Linked DNA regions of Mus musculus: region 1 is linked to region 2. The links are chromatin contacts, found by Hi-C or POLR2A ChIA-PET in ENCODE. All regions are on one chromosome and are shown on one strand. The core of a region is the stretch at or near the end of the contact, and the rest is flanking DNA. Distances in the headings are between cores, read along the strand shown. Region 1 holds the start of Senp7 (SUMO1/sentrin specific peptidase 7). Region 2 holds the start of Trmt10c (tRNA methyltransferase 10C, mitochondrial RNase P subunit).

Region 1 (5,930 bases), core at 122-2,621, 38 kb before region 2:
CCAAAATAAACCGTATAATGAGAAAGTTTACAATGGGTTGAGCTCAGTTGGTAGTGGTGCAAGCCTTTAACACCCCAGGACATGGGAGGCAAAAGCAGGCATATCTCTGAGTTGGGAGGCCAGCCAGGTCTACAAATTGAGTTCCAGGATAGCCAGGAGTACACAGAGAAACTCTGTCTCAAAAAAACAGAAAGAGGAAAAAGTGGGGGGGGGTCGCCTGTAACCCCACCATTCAGAAGAGGTAATCAGGGGGAATAGGAATATGACCCCATCTTGAGTTACACAGGGAGACCTTTTCTCAAAAACAGAAAAAGAAAAGAAAACAAAAACAACTCAATGAATTCATCGACACTGTTTTATGTACTAGACAGTGCATTTCTATGCACACGGGAGCTGACTCCAGGAATTAAGAGGTGCACTTAACAGATGAGATGGATAACAATAACTTGTCGACGGGGCGGAGCTCTATCTCAATTTTATACAAAACTTAAAAGAGGTTCTTGAGTTTCAAGTCTTAAAACAATTCCAAAAAATGGGCTGAGATAAAAAAACAAAAACAAAAACACAACAACAACAAAAAACCCGGCTTCAAATCCTTTGACTTTCGAATCACTTTTGGAAGATGCTGGAGGCTGGAAAAGAAAAACGCTATTAAACGAGCCTGTCGGACGAGAGGGACAGCAGGAGTATTTTATTTACTCGAGGCGCTGCGGGGCGACCGACAAGCCCCGCCTTCCTCGCTTGCAGCTTCTCTGATCTGCCAAAGGAAGGAGGGAAGCCGGCCAGGCGAGGGGTCAAAGGATCAGAAAGGAGAGTGACATCTTGTGCGGGGAAGGTGGGAGCGAAAGTGAACGCGGGTGCAATTGCGAGGAAGGCGTGGCAGGACAGCGGCTATAGCCAGCAGAGAAGACCGCTGGACCGAAGACAATCAAGGAGCGTGTCCCGGGAGGAGGGAGCATACCAAAGGGGTGCAGAAGGGGCAGGCGGCCGAGGCTTTTCGACAGCTGCGGGCGCCCCCCCCCCCTCCAGCTCTCCATTATGCGCGCCCCCGCCGCTCCCTCCCTCCCTCCCTTCCTCTCTCCCTCCCTCTCTCCCTTCCTCTCTCCCTCCCTCTCTCCCTCCCCACCGCGCCGCGGAGCCGCCGCCAGCCGCGCAGGTACAATGGTCGGCTCGGCCCTCGCGCCGGCTCTCCTCACCTGATGAAGCTCGCCGACGCCCAGGCCTGGCCCTGTCCATCTTCTCCTCCGCCGGCTCCTCCAGTCCCACTTCCAGGCGCTGTCACCTCAGGACCCCTCGGGCTGGGGAAGGGAGGGGGAGGGGAAGAGAGAAAGCCAGAAGTGAGATTCGCGCTTGCGCACTAGTCGTCGCCTCCCCCCCCCCCGACCGGAAGTCCCTTGCCCCTCCCACCTCTGCCAGAGGTAGCGCTTCCTGGGCCTTGTTTAGCCTGCGAGCCTATCGTTCTGTCGTTGGTTAGGCGAAGGGGACTTACCCCACGAGGGTCCCTAAGGAAAAACTTGATTCACGATTTTTTAACCCGTTGACTTTAAAATAAAATTTGAGTTGACAAAAATTACAGATACCGAGTACCTCTGCTTTTATGCCTTTTGAACGAAATTACCCCCCAAAATATGAGAAGCTACTGTCTGTGGTATTTCTAGCTATTTGTCCTCAAGAAGGCTACTCAAACTTAGAAACAAGGACAGCAAAATGTAGTTGTTCCTGTTGTTTGATGTAAGAAATAAACAAATATGAGTCTTTTCTATCAAAAACTATAAAGCCTGTGTTTGGTACTGTTAGGCCTCAGGATCCAAAATAACAGTCGTGGCCCAGCACTTAGATCTCTGATAGATAAAGGCTAGCATTTGTTTCCCTTGCCTAGGAGATGGGGCAGATGGCTCCTCGTTGACATATACCTGTGGTTGCATATCAAAGCCCCAAAGTCCCCATCCACAAATACCCCTACCCCAGCCTCCTGGCCTCTCACCTTCCCTACTCCTGCAGATGCTAAGCACCAGGCTGTCCCAGAGCTCCACTCTCTGGGGCCAAGGATTCTTCCCCTGCACCTGCCATCTGTTACTGTCTCACCATCCCCACGCTTCTCTCTCTCTGCTCTTCCTGCGCCCCCTCCCACACAGGAGCAAGAAACTCACATCTTTTTTTCTCCCCCACCTTGTATGACATTTAGACACGTTGTAATCTTCCCACCCAGTTGGAGCCAGGAATGTTATGTATTCCCCTTCTCATTTCCTGTGTGCTAATTCTTTTCAAAATAGCCACTAGAATTAAGACTATAACATGCTTGACCCAGGGAATGACACTATTAGGAGGTGTGGCCTCTTGCAGTAGGTATGTCACTGTGGGTGTGGGCTTCAAGACCCTGGTCCTTGTTCTGTTAGTAAAAAGATAAGGGAGAGGAAGAGTATGTTTGGTGGCTGTGCAGTCAGGTGTGGGAGATGGGGTGCCTCCACCAGCCCATGCTGAGCCATCCCTTCCCCCATAGAGTTTATTGAGTAGACACCGGCCATGAGCACCATGAGGACATGGGGAGAGATGGGGGAGGGGAATGGGGAGACAGGCAGAAGGAGCAAGAGGACAGAGCAGGAGCAAGAAGGCAACAGAGCAGAAGAGAGAGGGAAGGTGGCCAACAGCCCCTTTTATAGTCAGTCGGGCACACCTAGTTGTTGCCAGGTAACTGTGGGGTACAGCCTAGACAAAATGCTAACAGTTCTAGCTGCCAATCTTCTGTTTGCCTTTGGAACAAGATGTAGAACTCTCAGCTCTTCCTATGCCATGCCTGCCTGGACACTGCCATGATCCCCCCCCCCCTTGATGATAATGGACTGAACCTCTGAACCTGTAAGCCAGCCCCAATTAAATGTTGTCCTTTATAAGAATTGTCTTGGCCAGGCAGTGGTGCTACATGTCTTTAATCCCAGCACTTGGGAGGCAGAGGCAGGTGGATTTCTGAGTTCGAGGCCAGCCTGGTCTACAGAGTGAGTTCCAGGACAGCCAGGGCTACACAGAGAAACCCTGTCTCGAAAAAAAAAAAAAAAAGAAGAAGAAGAAGAAGAAGAAGAAGAAGAGGAGGAGGAGGAGGAGGAGGAGGAGGAGGAGGAGCGGCCTTGGTCATGGTATCTATTCACAGCAGTAAAATCCTAAAATATTCTCAGAGCCCCCCACCCAGGAAAGACACAGGTCACCACCTGAATTACAATATAAATCAAATTCACTTCCTTTCTCAGTGTTTGCTCTTCTGAGCACATCCTCCTCATGAAGTCAAGTTTGCCTTGTTTAAACATTTCAATTGGAATGGTGGTCTCTTTTGTTACTATCTAGCCCATTTCTAACATTTGGCTCTATAGTGAGACACTGGATGCTAAATCCACTCCAGTAGTGACAAACACGACAGGCCCTGAAAACCTGGGCGCTGTCCCGAGGCGAAAAGTTCACAGAAACTTAGTCTCCTGGAATTAGGGCATCCTGTATAACGAATGCTCCCATGTCCTTGCTTTAGTTGGTAAGCGGATCTGTGTGCTTTCCCTTAATATTGAGGAACCAGAGTAGATACTTAGAACTATAGATAGCTGAGTTACACCCATATACAAGTATTTACAATGACCTAGGGAGAAGGTGGACTATACAATAGACTAGAATAGAAACTACGGCAAGGGCATGGAAGCCCTCGCCCCTGGCTTCTAAGTTTAAGCTGACTTTAGGTGGGGCTGCTGTTGATCCCAGTTGTTAACATTGAATTTTATCCCAGTTGGTTCCTGCCAGTCCTTCCATGTTTGCATTCCTCTGTTTTATGTAAGAATCCAGTAACCTCATTGTCACTTAACTTCCCTATTTTCTTCTGTATAAAAAGTTTGATGCTTGATTTGACAAATTACCTTCAGATCCACACCCCCTTGTGTCGTGTCTGTTGTCTTGTCTGTTTGTCACCCCAATTCCCGCCGACTCTATGCCCATCTGCTGGAACCCCTGATTCCCACTGAATCAGGAAGGTTTGAAATCAGGATTGAAGAGGACCCACTGGACCCACTCCGTGGCAACTGGAAAGCAAGAAGGTAGGAGGAGGAGGATAAAATAATACTGGAATGTTCCAAGCCAGAGGGTACAACAGAAATACTTGAGTCTTAATATCACGTTTCAAGCCAGGCATACTCAGACCAGCCAGGGCTGCACATTTCCCGGTCCTTCATCCTTTTGAAGTGTGCAATTCAATGACCTTTTTTCTTTCCTTACATCACACCAAACAGAGACATCACACCATTATATGGTAACTCCCTAAAACTCTTCCCTCCCTGACCTATAGCTGCAGTTAAAACAAAAAACAAAAAAAAAAAAAAAAAAAAAAAACAGGTTTCTGGAAGCCACAACAGACTAGGATTAGCTACACAGCTTAATTCACAATTAAAAAGATATAGGATGGTAAGTGAATGAGAAAGAGAAAAAGATAAAGAAAAACTAAAGGAAAGGATATGACTGCTCCTAGGGATGGTAGAGGAGAACGTTTATTATAGACAAAAGGGAGAGCATAGCCAGAGGCAGACACATCTGGGAGAGCCCAAAATGGTCTTTGAATGAAATGTAAAGTAGTGACCAGGAGAGGGGGTGCCTTTGGCAGGCCTGTGCCAAGGTGTACCCCTGAGAAATTACACCATGCAACAGATCTGCTGCAAAAGAGGTTTACTGGGGGAGGGGAGAGGAATTCGGACCTGGGGAAAGGGTAGAGGCAGAGAGAGAGAGAAAGAGAGAGAGAGAGAGAGAGAGAGAGAGAGAGAGGGAGGGAGGGAGGGAGGGAGAGGAGAGAGAGCTGTGGGTGGGCAGGCACAAGGTGGCTCACCCAGAGAACAGAGAGGGAATGCAGAGAGAGAGCTTTGGGGTGGCTGTTGGTGCTTTTATCTGCAGTGCACACCTGGCACACATGGCAATGGCAGTAGATGATAAGCAGCTGCTAGGTCTCTGGCCAGTGGAATTGCCTGCCACTAACAGTTATGACCCTGAGCAATGTGGGAAGAGGAGGAGAAGAGAGAGGGATGAGAGGGGAACCAGGTACAGCAGCCAGGTCAAAAGTACAAAAAGAGGAAGGTAATCAAAAAGTCTGGATTACGTGGGAAAGAGCCTCTGGGAAAAGCAGCCCAGTCCCCTGCTGTTCGGGGCAGGGGGTGGGGCTATACTGTGCATCAGCTAGGGGTTGAGGAATGCTGGAAGAACCTGGAGTCTTTGTGTTTGGGGATACTGATATGAACTTCACAGTGAAGGAGAGAAAGAACTGGGGCCGAAGTAAGAGTGTGCATAGAAAAGCCATCCTCCTGGCCAAGGTGTGGTCCTCCTGCCACCTTTCTCTGAGCTCAAAGTTAACAATAGCTTTACACTGTCTTTGCCTGGGAGGAGCAATCTGGTTCCTGCATGACAACCTGTTCCAGAATATGACCTCTGGCATAAATAACGGCTCTCAGTTTGTGGGTGATCTTTCTTGCCTATTGGACTTTCTGTTGTCAGAGTTTAAGGTGACTGCAGATTTAAGACAATTATTTGTTGTAACCTCCCCCCACAAGCCTGAAGCAGGCTGAGCCAGACCTTGACTTTGCTTACCACTAAGGAGATCACCTAGGGTGGAGCCTGACTCCCTGGATCACTCTACTATTCTGCCACTGCTGCTGCTCCTACCTGCTGGGAGTCAGCCTAGCTGTCTACATCTGATCCTACACATGGTCACCTCCAGTTTAGCAGGAATGGGCCTCCCCTCTCCTTTATAAAGCGTGTCCGCCATTAAAAATTTGAACCTTGAGCAGACTAGCTTGTCTTGGTTCCATTATTTCTCTACCTGCCTAGATTCCCTCTTCTCTTCCAGTTCCAAGATGCCTCCCAGGCTCGAACGGGACATGAGAGCCGCAGGCCGGCCCCAACAATTTGTCTTTGTGTCT
Region 2 (5,601 bases), core at 1,259-3,758:
TTCTATCAATCTTTCTAGAAAAACAGATGGGGGCTCTGTAAGGCCCTGCATCACTTCTCTTACCTTAGCCAAATTGGTGGGGCGTCTCATCGCTCCCTTTAGACTAGAGCCCGGCCAGTAAACTGTCAACCTCTCCTTACCTTGTGCCGTGTTGTAGTTCTAATCTGGCCGGTCCAGAGGGAACCCAGCGTTCTAATTGTACAGATCAGCCGATGAGAAAGGTCAATATTGAAGGGTCTGCAGAGACTGCCTGTCTGTGGGCAGGTTACCCACAGCTCACAAAGGAAAAGGCAGAAGTGGTGTCAGGAGCTTCATTTGCTGGGGGACTCTGGGCTTGTCGGCTCCGGGTCCCAGCTGTAGTCCTCGGTCCTCAGACTGTGCCTTTAGCAATCTCAGAGCCGGGTGCAGGGACTCCTTCTTAGGGCAGAAAGCGAGGGCACTGTGCTGACCCACTCGAGTGCATGGGAGCAGCCAGGGGAGGGCTCTGAGAGGCATGGGGGAACCCATGGTTTGATTTATGGCGGTGAATTCTGAATGAGGTAAGGCTGTTGATCCAGGTGGGACCCAGGTCCACTCTGAAAAACAATGGCTTTAACTTCAAAGATAAGAGTAAACCAAAAGTCCCTTCTAGTGACCATTTTACATTAAAAGTCGGCTACTCGGAGGCGCAGAAAGTCTGCCAAGGTCCCTTCTTAATTTCTACTGAAAGATTATGGGCCCTTGATCTAACTTCAGTCCAGTGGTCTAAAGTCAAACTTAGGGGGGTCGTTACAGTCCATCCAGTACCATGGAAAACACAAAACAAACACAGAAAACACACATACACACACTGACAAATACCTGAAAACAGACACAAAAAACAAATACACACTGACAAATGCCTGAAAACAGACACAAAAAACAAATACACACTGACAAATACCTGAAAACAGACACAAAAAACAAATACACACTGACAGATGCCTGTCTTCCATCAAACTGACAAAACCAACTCAGAAATGCAGGCGGTCGAGGGAGTACACTCCCCGCCTCAGACGGACTCCTAGAGTCCTTCCCCTCGCTCAGGGCTTCAGAAATACAGATGGTCGAGGGAGTACACTCCCCACCTCAGACGGACTCCTAGAGTCCTTCCCCTCGCTCAGGGCGTCCCCCAGAGCGAGCAGCAGCCAGTGATTCCAGCACGTCTGCTGTTCACACTCAGTGCCTCATCCCGAGGCAAAGGTCTCTGTTTCTCACGAAACGTCGCGGCTGCAAATTTCAGCACAGAACCTAGCCGGCTTACAGAAATATTTTTGGACAAAAAAATCTCACCTCCAAGTGGGTCTTCGGAGACGTGGGTGGTCACGCCAAACCCGGACGAGCCCCCAAATGAAAAACTCCGAGAGGAGCTCCTCACTCAGGCCTCAGGACAATAGCGGACACCCAAGAACTCACGACAGACCGAGCTTGTTGCAAACCACATGAGGCTTTATTTGGGGAAAGCCAGAGCTCTGGGGACGACTCATATCCCACGCAGGGGTAGAGGAGTCGTCCCCGAGAGAAAAGAGTTTCCAGTTTTTATAGGCCCTCGGGGGGAAAGGAGAAGGGGGAGATTAGGGGATTTCCAGATCTAAACAATATCTATTCTAAAATGATTGATTCCTCAAGAAATGGGTATGGGAGGGAAACAAGGAAAAAATCTAATGAAGGTACAGCAATGGGCACACACCTGGTCAGAACATTGGCAGGCACACAGGTTCGAGGAGTGGCCAAAGCATTGTGCACCTCTATTTTTCTAAATCAATGAAGCCAGTTCTACTAACAATAAAATCTATTTTACCAATTTCAGGGCTTCTATGACCTTTTACATTCTGCCAGAATCTTTCACTCAAACTTAGTAGACTGTGCTAGCCTCAAACTCATAGAAATCCACTTGTCTCTGAGGACCAATACCCGGGGGTTGTCTCCTGTTCTCCACGTAAGTGACATGGTATGTACACACTGTAGTAGGTACTAGCAATAGTACTGATTTAGAATTAGATTTTATTTACTTTTACTTTCTTGGATTTTTCTAGACAGGGTTTCTCTGAGTAAGCCTTGGCTGTCCTTGAACTCGTTCTGTAGACCACGATGGCCTCGAACTTGCAGAGATCCGCCGCCTCAGCTTCCCAAACTCTGGGATTAAACACTGGCCATTAGCCCGCCTAGAATTAAATTCTAAAATAGAACGTGAAGACTTGAGTCTTATGGTTTTGTTATGACATGCGCGTAACGAGAGTGACCAAGTTGAGAGCCTGTAAGGATTCGAGTTCTAACCGCCAAGCAATAAATGATGTGGCAGGGCATCGGTGGCGAGCCCCCAAATCGACTCAAAACGTCATTTTCCGGGGGACTCAGGGGCAGTCGGCGAGGTCGCAGAGCGACTTTAGGCGCGGTGGGGGTGGGGAAACAAACTGCCTGCCGAGTTAAACGTCAGAGGCCGTGGCCGGAGGGGCGGGACATCCGGTGGTGCCGGACTTCCGGCGGCCGCGGCGGAAACCCTCGCGGTGCAGTGCAGGCCGCGGTGTGCACGCGGATCTGCTCCGGAGTCCTGCAGCCCAGCCGCCGGCCGCAGTCTGGGTACCTGCGGAGCTTCTCTCTGCCGGTGCTGGGGTGCTGGGTGGACCCGCTGGCTTTCCAGGATGCGGGGCGTGGAACGTGGCCTCTGAGAACCCCAGGCGAGAGGAAGCCGTGCTGTAGGAGTCGTTAGGCACGGCGCTACCTGAAGCGGAAGCCGCGTTCACCCAGATCGTCTCCTGTGTCGCGCTTTAAAGTGTAAGTCGTCGGGGTCTGTCTCTCTGCCTAGGTGCTCCCCATGCTTTCGATCTCTCCGGGCATCGCCATGCCCGCGCACATAATTACCCCCTTCGCAGACTCACACACAGAACTTTACTATAAAATATTTTTAAAATTTGGTTGTTATAGTGAGTGTGGTGGGGCAGGACTCGGGAGGCAGAGGCAGGAGAATTGTCTGGAAGGGAATTTGCCAGCCGGCGCTAAAGAGTGGAGAACCTATACTTTTGTTTTTGTTTTTAATTTCTATGGTGGTGTGAAATTTCTTTCTACTAGTTACAAAGGCAAAAATCAACTATATTGTTTTTATATTTTTTTTTTAAGTAGGGTCTCATGGGCTGGAAGGCCTACAATAAGCCTTACCCAGGATGATAACTTTGTCAAACTCAGGTCCTGAGGATTCTAAGTTAAATAATAATTCTCAAAGTCTGATATCAGTTTTTATTTTTTGGTTGTTTTTGAATGGTTTTGCTGTTTTGCTTTTTGATACCGGTCTTACAGTATTCCTGGCTGTCATGGAACTCAATATGTAGACTAAGCTGGCCACGTTTAACTGGATAGGCACAGCCCTTATCCTAATGGAATATAGTCTTTAGTTTCTGGTGGGGAAAACAAGTATTATCATAGGCACAGGGTGCTCTGAAAAACTAATAGGATTGTTTGCTCTAAAGTGGGAAAAGAAGATGTGCAGCTGAAAAGGCAGGCAAGCAAAGGGTGATACTGCAAAAACCCGCTTAAACCACATGAGTGAACTTGGATCTCAACGGAACACATAGTTAGGACTATACTGCTGTGGAATGGAGTGCATCCGGGCATTTGCATGGAGCAGAGGACACGCACGGGTATACAGAGTCAGACAAGAAGCTAAAGATGGGTGGGATTTTTCAAGAATTTTCCTTCTCCCTCACATTTTACATAAGTTCTCAAACAAAGTGTTTTCGCTGTTTTGTGGAACATCTAGTTCTTTGAGATAAAACTATAGAACCTTTTATATATTTGTCCTGGCTTTGTATATTTTATTTTATAACGTCTGCTATAAAGTCTGAGCTGAGACATTTACTGTCTGTTTTAGTCAGCTGCCTTGCATTTCTGTTGTGGAAGCGCAAAGGCATTTGTGGGCAGTGCTTTAGGGTTGTTTGTTTTTAAGTCAGGTTTCATCTTCCGTAACTTTCCTGCTTTTTGTCTCCATTGTTGATTTCATAAAGGATCTTGAGATTGGATGTGCATCTGAAGGAGATTATAGTGTCTTGTTCTCAGCCCTATAATTGCCATATAACTTTGCTGTGTTATTATATTGCTCATTTAGGCCCGTTCCATAACAAAGCTAAAAGAGGAATTTGAGTCAACCTTTTGTTTAAGAATATGTTGAAATTACTATATAAAATCACGTGGAGCAGGAAGTGGTGCTGCACAGCTATAGTGCCAGATCACTTAAATTGATGAGTTTGACACCAAGCATAACAAGACCCTTGTCTCACAAATTAAAAAAAAAAAAATTGACCAGTAAGTGATCGCAGCTTAGCAGTTGACTTGGTGGTGTGCAATGTCTAAGATTTTCAAAGGTTTCCCGCTGAACTTCAGAAATCAGTTGCCTTCTGCAGCCAATTAAGCCGACCAGGTTCCTTTCCTCATAGGAGTCTGGTGTGCAATGGTTGCAAACAGCATCCTCCTTGCTAGTGTATGCAGCCTGCTGAATGTGCAGGCTGCCCAAAGGGACCTTGGAGACAGTCTTCAGGTGCAGTCATGTGTCATTTCAATGCTATTTCAACCTAGGCTCTATACGAGTGTTTGGGGCCACGGTGACCAGTGGCACATTGATTGGTTAGTCTCTCCATACCAATCTGCAGAGTAAGGAGCGTGTGACTGTGACTAAGGCCAACTTCAGCTTTCCTGAGAGCCAGAAAATCTTCAGCCTAGAGAAATGGGGCTTCACCAAGTTTAGTGCAGATAAATTTAAAGCCATGGTAGCTGAGAAGTGGCCTGTCCCTGGTGAGTGTAGGATCAGAATATCCCCAATTATGGCAGACCCAGTTTTCATAAAGGCTTCTGCTCCTGCTGAGCTGAGGCCTATACCTCACCAATCATTCATTAGTAGCTCTCATATCCAGTCTGCCAGAGGGCAGGGCGGGGTGACCAGTTTCATAGTTAAAAAAATTTTAAATCTTCAACTTAATTTTTTCTTCTTTTACAGGGTTCCTCACATTTCTTCAAAATGAATGTGACTGTCCGTTTCTTAAGACCTTTTGCCAGATGTCTGGTGCCATATACCTTTCATAGGAAGAGAAGTCATTTATATTCAGGAGTTCTGCAGAGATACATGTCCTCCAAAGCACCTTCTTTGTCTTGTCATAATAAGGACAGTGCATCCCCTCCTGAGCAGCTAGAATTGGATGGGTGGAAAGCTACAATGAAGTCGAGCATTCAAGAAGATGGTGTTTCAGAGGTCTCAGACAAAGATGAAGATTCCCTCGCCTCAACCAGAGAACTAATTGAGATGTGGAGATTGCTTGGCAAAGAAGTACCAGAACATATTACTGAAGAAGATCTCAAAACCCTTATGGAATGTGCCTCTAAATCAGCCAAGAAGAAATACTTACGGTATCTGTATGGGAAGGAAAAGGCGAAAAAAGCTAAGCAGGTAAAGAAGGAGATGAAAGCGGAGGCCAGGGAAGAAGCAAAAAGGGCCAGGTTGCTAGAGACCACCGCAGAAGAACAACAGCAAGACTTCATGTTTCTTCGACTATGGGATCGACAGATCAACATTGCACTGGGTTGGAAGGGTGTCCAGGC

Evidence for each region. A loop is a pair of places that touch in the nucleus more often than their neighbours do. ChIA-PET counts read pairs that join two places held with the same protein, here RNA polymerase II (POLR2A).
Region 1: a loop to region 2 is called in a map of heart, with 6 times the contacts of the local background. The contact joins the promoter of Senp7 here to the promoter of Trmt10c in region 2. A Hi-C loop is called at or near these places in 17 of 37 maps with a recorded cell type or tissue (CH12.LX, T-helper 17 cell, gastrocnemius and 4 more). POLR2A ChIA-PET finds 5 or more read pairs at or near these places in 4 of 5 experiments (Patski and embryonic stem cell).

The regions. Positions count from the first base shown.
Region 1 is chr16:56,070,845-56,076,774 of GRCm38, reverse strand. Senp7 (SUMO1/sentrin specific peptidase 7) reads right to left here and starts at 1,371. Exons shown (of 24, transcript NM_025483.4): 1 at 1,197-1,371. The coding sequence starts at 1,236.
Region 2 is chr16:56,034,693-56,040,293 of GRCm38, reverse strand. Trmt10c (tRNA methyltransferase 10C, mitochondrial RNase P subunit) reads left to right here and starts at 2,508. Exons shown (of 2, transcript NM_029092.4): 1 at 2,508-2,793; 2 at 5,003-5,601. The coding sequence starts at 5,024. It overlaps Gm22422 (a small nucleolar RNA gene), which reads left to right and starts at 4,407; the gene lies at 4,407-4,541.